2 separate regions of the Homo sapiens genome follow, and region 1 is linked to region 2. The links are chromatin contacts, found by Hi-C in ENCODE. All regions are on one chromosome and are shown on one strand. Each heading gives the region's core, a stretch centred on a gene start or an enhancer-like site at or near the end of the contact. The rest is flanking DNA. Distances are from core to core; before and after follow the strand shown. Region 1 has its middle 220 kb from the start of LINC01624. Region 2 has its middle 140 kb from the start of LINC01624.

Region 1 (2,700 bases), core at 11-2,510, 80 kb after region 2:
AGCTGGATGCCTTGATGGGTGCTTGCAGGGTGTGTGGGAAACGGACATGAGGTCTGCTCCCTCCCGGACATAGACTCCAGCAGGGCCCCATGGGCCACCCTGTGCTAAAGCAGAAATTATGCCTCAGGAAGGAGAGACTTGAGGAGGGGCGGCGAGGCAGTGCCGGGGCAGGCGGTCATGGGCAGGTGTGTTCAGCAGCCTGGAGGGTGCAGGCAGGAGGGATGGGTTTTCTGGAGGAAACGAGGCCTCGGGACTCATCCTCTGCTTTGCTGAGCCTCTCCCTCATGCATCAGATCTAATGCCAGGGCCTGGCTTCCTCAGCCCTTGAGTTTCTGCGATGGCTTCTCAGAACCAAATGTGGCCATTTGTGCCATACACATGCGTGTGCCTCCAGCTCCATCTGTGACGGCCGCGGCGAAGAGGGGAGCTGTTTGACGACCTTTCTGCCATTTTCATGAGAGTCCTGCTTGCAGGACCAAAACACACAGGAAATGTGACCCGACATGCTTGGGAACACATTGGCCTCATCTGGAGGAACTGGCTGGAGCGGAGGGACAGCATCTGCTTGGAAAGGCTGGGCTTCACAGATGTCCAACAAAAACTGGGGGACGGCGGGACCCTTACAGCCCAAAGAACCCTGAGGAGCAGCCCCCTTTCGCACGTGGAGGGGCCGGGGGCTTGCAGAGTGTGACGCGTGGTGTTGGTGAGGAGGCACGTGCTGTGCAGCCGTGGCCCAGGGCAGGGCGAGGCTGACGCGGGAACCAGGGAGACTGGGATTGGTGATGTCTCTGCAGCTGGATCGTCGAGGACCCGGCTATTGCTCTGTGTTAAGCGGCCTCCTGGGGGCACGGCTGCGTGTTTTAGCTTAAGTGCACAAGGGTTCACTGGACAGCTCAGTAGGCTGGGCTCTGCGGGGACGTGGCCACCATGTTCACCGTGGGAGGTCCTGCTCCTCACCCGACGGATGCCTCTGGCACCAAACCCTCCCACCAGCCAGGCCTGCCGCGCAAAGCCTCCCAGGCAGGAGCTGAGTTAGGTTTTCAGCCAGGGCCCAGAGGCCCTGAAAAGCCCGGGCAGTTACGAAACAGCATTTACGTAAAGGATTGATTCAATTACACAGGGCAGGAAGCATCAGCCAAGTGGGTGAAACCCAAAATTCCACCCCGTCGAGAGGCTCCCTGAGCCTGGGCTGACCAAGAGCCACGAGCTCAGATGGAGCAGGTTCTGTGTCCAAATGTGGAGCCCAGCCAAGCTCCTGCACGCCTGAGGCTTTCCAGATGGGCAAGCACAGTCACAGTGCCGTGGTCTTGAGCAGCTGCAGGAGATCCGAGTGGCTTCCCCTCAGGATCCAGAGCCGCCCTCCCCAGCCTTCCTGATGCAGGGAAGAGAAGGCAAGGAGCTTCTGGGAACTCGCCTGACCCGGGTGCTCTGCTCGGACATCCAGGAAAATGCAACGTGGAACTGCTGGTTCCCGGGCACCCTAGCATCCACAGAGGACCCCGTAGAACTGGATGCCACCTGCCGACAGAACACGCTCTCATCCAGCAAACACCGAGCCCCACTGACGGGAAAGAATGAGTCAAAAGAAAGAAAGAAAGAAAGAAACACAAAACCACTGAGGGAATTCCTGGGAAGCAGAGCCAGACCAAGCCTGTCTATGGGGGTCCCCGGAAGGTCACCACCTCTCTGGTGATGACGAGGAGTGAGGATAAGCGCGACCCCATTGCCCACCTCAACCTGCATCTGGGTCTAGAAATCAAGGAGGAGGAACATGGTGTGGAGGGAGGCGCTGCTGCTGTTGAAGAGTTTTCAGTTTGGTGGGGATGAAATTGCATTCTGAGAACGAGGCCATGGACGGATTCCGCGTTCATTTTATGGAGAAATAAGCCAGTTAAAATCACTGTGATAGGTGTCATTTGTTAAGCACTTTAGAGGTACTAGATACTGGGTTAATCTCTTTACACACATCACCCTCTTCCAGCTTGCGATGACTCAATAAAGTAGGTGGTTTTATTGTCCCCATTTCACAGAGAAGAAAACGGAGACTCACAGATGTACAGGAACCTGTTTGAGCAACTCGGCCACTCTGATGCCCAAATCTCAGGAGCTCCGGGCCAGGCCACCTAGCTTGGGACTGCAGGCTTCCAGTCATCCCCAGTGCTCAGGGGACCCTCCACCCTGAGCTGAGCCTGGCCAGATGTGGGATTCCCGAAGATGTAAACAGCCTCTTCCTGGTGGTCACGCAGTCGGCCGCAGCCCTGGTTGAGTCACACGGGCAGAGCTGGAACATCACAGTCTCTTCCTCTTTTTGGAAGGAGGAGGGAGGCTGTGGCAGTGTCTCAGGGCCTGCTCTGCTCCTTCCCAAGTGTGAGCACAGAGAGCCCACACTGGCCCCCAGGACCTGCCCCCACCGTGCTCCCCGAGGACACCGAAGGTCCACCACCGGGACCAGTCCCCAGAGTCTTTGGTTGTAATTCGTCTTTATCACCTTAAGGGGCCTCAGTGGGGCTACTGCAATCCGTGGGTACTCATGGCCAATGTGCGGCCCCCATCTCCACTTCTGTGATGCAGCTCTTCTGGGAGCACAAGCTCCCTGAGCTTCCTCCTCACCCTAGGCTCTTTCTAGAAGCCCTGGCAGAGCCCTGGTATTAAATGTACACCTGTAAGAGAAAGACCAGAAGCCCGAGCTCTGTCTTAAAC
Region 2 (2,700 bases), core at 143-2,642:
GGCAGGAGAGCCGTCTGATAGGGGTGAGCAGCTGAGAAAATAGGGCTTTGGTGAGGAAATGAGCTGGAGATGTTCCCTCAGTCCTGAGCACTTTATTCCCGAGGAGACGACCAGGCACTTAAACCCTCAGTGTGTTTGGGGTGAGGCAGTGGGTTCTGCCTCCCACGACCACACATTGGAGGCCAAGGACACTCCAGCCAGACCTCAGGGGAAGGGGAGGGTCAGACGAGATGCCCTTGACCTCCTGGAGGAAGTCTCAGCTGGGGCTGGACAGGCGGCTGTCTCCGGATGCCAGCTGGTACGAGCAGGTGAGCAGCAGCAGGGGCCGGGGGTGCCAAGGCCTGGAGCATCAGGGTCACCGTGGAGGAGCTCGGGGCTCTGGGCAGAGGACTGGAGATCAGGTTTTTGGTGACACTTCTCAGATGTGGCCTGGGGATGAGGAGGGCTGCCACAGATCCCGGGGCACAGTGCTGGGGAGAGGGCCTGCACGTCTGTTTGGGGCCTGTGCAATGGCCATGAGTCTGGCAGGCAAGTGGAGGCCCAGGGTAGGGGTGTGGAACCCTGTGTGTTGAGGGGGAGGTGCAGGTGTCTGGCCACAGCAGACAGGCTGTGTGGCCACCCTGCCCACCCAAGGGTCTCGGGAGCCCAGCCTGGCCTCGCTCTCCCTGGTCTGGGCTCCCCAGTGTGCCCGGACTCAGGTGGAGTGGCACAGCGTGGCTCAAGAGCCGAGTGAGCACCTTTATCAGAAAAACGCTCTAGCCATTGCTAACCAGTGTCTCCGGGTCAGGAGCTCCGGTTTTAGTTTGGATGCACACGGCTTCTCTCTGACTCAGGATCCTCCTGCTCTACTTCCCTCCCTGCAGCCGGGGGCCTGGAGTACCCCACACAGGGTCGTGGGAGCATTCAGGGAGGACACGTTGGGCGGCGCCTGTGGAGGGTGGTTCCTGCTCAATCAGCTCTTGGAGTGCATTACATTTGTTTCCTGCAGCAGGTGTGTGTCCTCGCAGACTGGGGCCATCGACCCAGTGTCCGGGGATGCCCTTCTGACTCCTAGAGGGCCGGACTGTCACCAAGCATGTGTCACCTACCCGGCCCACGCCAAGGGCAACATACTGGACTGAGCAGTGTGGGTGCGTGAACACTGGCGCAGGGTTTGCCCCTGAGCCTGGGCTGGAGGCCTGGGACCCTGGACCCCAAGTTGCCTTCCAGGAGCGACAATGACACTTCAAAGGGTGGGCTGGGGGCAGTCGGGGGGCAAAGTCTAGTGGAGGGGGTGACTTCAGTCACCAGGAGCTGCTCGAGCCGCCCTACAGCTCTCGGCAGGCTGCCCACACCCCATACCAGAGCAGCTGGCTCTGCGCCAGGCTGGCCGGCTCTATGCTGGGGACTGGCTTAGAGCACACTGGGCTCCCACACCCTGCACAGCTGGGCTGCTCACAGCAGCTATGAATAGAACGCAACATTCAGAGATGCTTCCAGGCCCTGCGGGCGGGTGTGGGAACAAGGAGGCAGGTGGAGTTCTGGCCACGAGAAGCAATACAGGCAGAGCCACCCTGACCTCCCAGGTCCTTGCACGGTGTGCACAGAGCGTGGCTGTGCTCGTGGCCATTTCACTGATGCTGCCTCACAGGGTGGGATTATCTGGTGGGACTAGGGGAGGCATTGCAACTGTGTTGCCATTTTACTGAGAAGAAAATGGAAACCGGAGGGGTTGGGGGACTTGTCTGGAGTTGCAGGGCCTGGGACAGGGCATTGCCAGGTCTTCTGACCCTGAGCCCCAGGTGATTCTGTCCACACTTGACAGGTGGGATGGAGGGGCTGCTCCAGCAGGGCTGGCAGCCAGGAGTGCAAGAAGGGTGCGGGGCTCTGAGCCCAGGTGGCCCTGGGGTGGACAAGGACGGCATCCCGTGCCCAGACCCGAGGTCCGCCCGGCTCTTCCTCCTCACCCCTCTGCAGAGCAGGATGTGAGTGGTTCTGGGAGGGTGACTTTTCTGTGCATTTTACTGTGTTTTGCTGCCCCCGCCCCCAAATGTGAAGCGACTCCCAGGGTGAGAATCCATTCTCCCAAGGAGAATTGGGGAAATTCCCAGCACCCTGCAAGGAGCACCTGCCAAAGAACGAGCCACTGAGCCAGTGCGATGGGCAGGGGCGCAGGTGTGAAGGGCCCCGGCTGCTGCTGCTTCGGCTCTGCCATGCGGCGTCTGCTGCGGCCGGGGTGTCGGCCATCGTGTGGGCCCCAAGCCTGTGCCTGAGATGAGGGTCCTGGAGAAGCCTGGCTCTGCCATGTTCAGCTCAGGGATGGCACTTGTGCCCCACTGCAGCTAAGACTGAACTTGGGAAGGCATTCACGACGGCCTAGTATCAAGGTCTCGAGCATCCCGGAGGAGGCGAGGCTGCAAGCATCGTGTAGACGCCTGAGACCTGCGGGGCAGGGCCCGCTGTCACCAGGTCACAGAGGGAGCAGCGCTCACGGGGCTGAGGCCCCTGCACGTGGGGCGTTCGGGGGCCAGGGCATGCCCCCCAACCCGCCTGCTTCCTGGGACCCTCCTTGCAGCCTGAGGCTGCTCTTCTACCCTCCAAGCCTTGGTTGGCTTCTGCCTGCCCACGGCAGGGCTCCCCTGGACCAGGGAGGCAAAGAGGAGAACTCCCGATTGCAGCCTGTTCCTTCTCATCTGAACAGTGCGCATTTTCACGTTTTCT

Evidence for each region. A loop is a pair of places that touch in the nucleus more often than their neighbours do. Pooled maps may share reads with other maps.
Region 1: a map of gastrocnemius medialis shows a loop between it and region 2 (7-fold over the local background). The contact joins two enhancer-like sites. A Hi-C loop is called at or near these places in 18 of 168 maps with a recorded cell type or tissue (Right ventricle myocardium inferior, Right ventricle myocardium superior, cardiac septum and 4 more) and 8 of 50 pooled maps.

The regions. Positions count from the first base shown.
Region 1 is chr6:170,048,356-170,051,055 of GRCh38, reverse strand. No RefSeq gene overlaps it. Among named protein-coding and RNA genes, the nearest start is that of LINC01624, 220 kb to the left of the region's middle. Within about 2 kb of position 1,260, at least 20 of the 41 ENCODE cell types and tissues checked have a DNase peak (open chromatin) inside an H3K27ac peak, as active enhancers do; they include gastrocnemius medialis, heart left ventricle, heart right ventricle and 1 more, where a contact is called at or near this core.
Region 2 is chr6:170,128,708-170,131,407 of GRCh38, reverse strand. No RefSeq gene overlaps it. Among named protein-coding and RNA genes, the nearest start is that of LINC01624, 140 kb to the left of the region's middle. RefSeq lists enhancers at 1,865-2,365, 2,366-2,700. Within about 2 kb of position 1,392, at least 7 of the 41 ENCODE cell types and tissues checked have a DNase peak (open chromatin) inside an H3K27ac peak, as active enhancers do; they include gastrocnemius medialis, heart left ventricle, heart right ventricle and 1 more, where a contact is called at or near this core.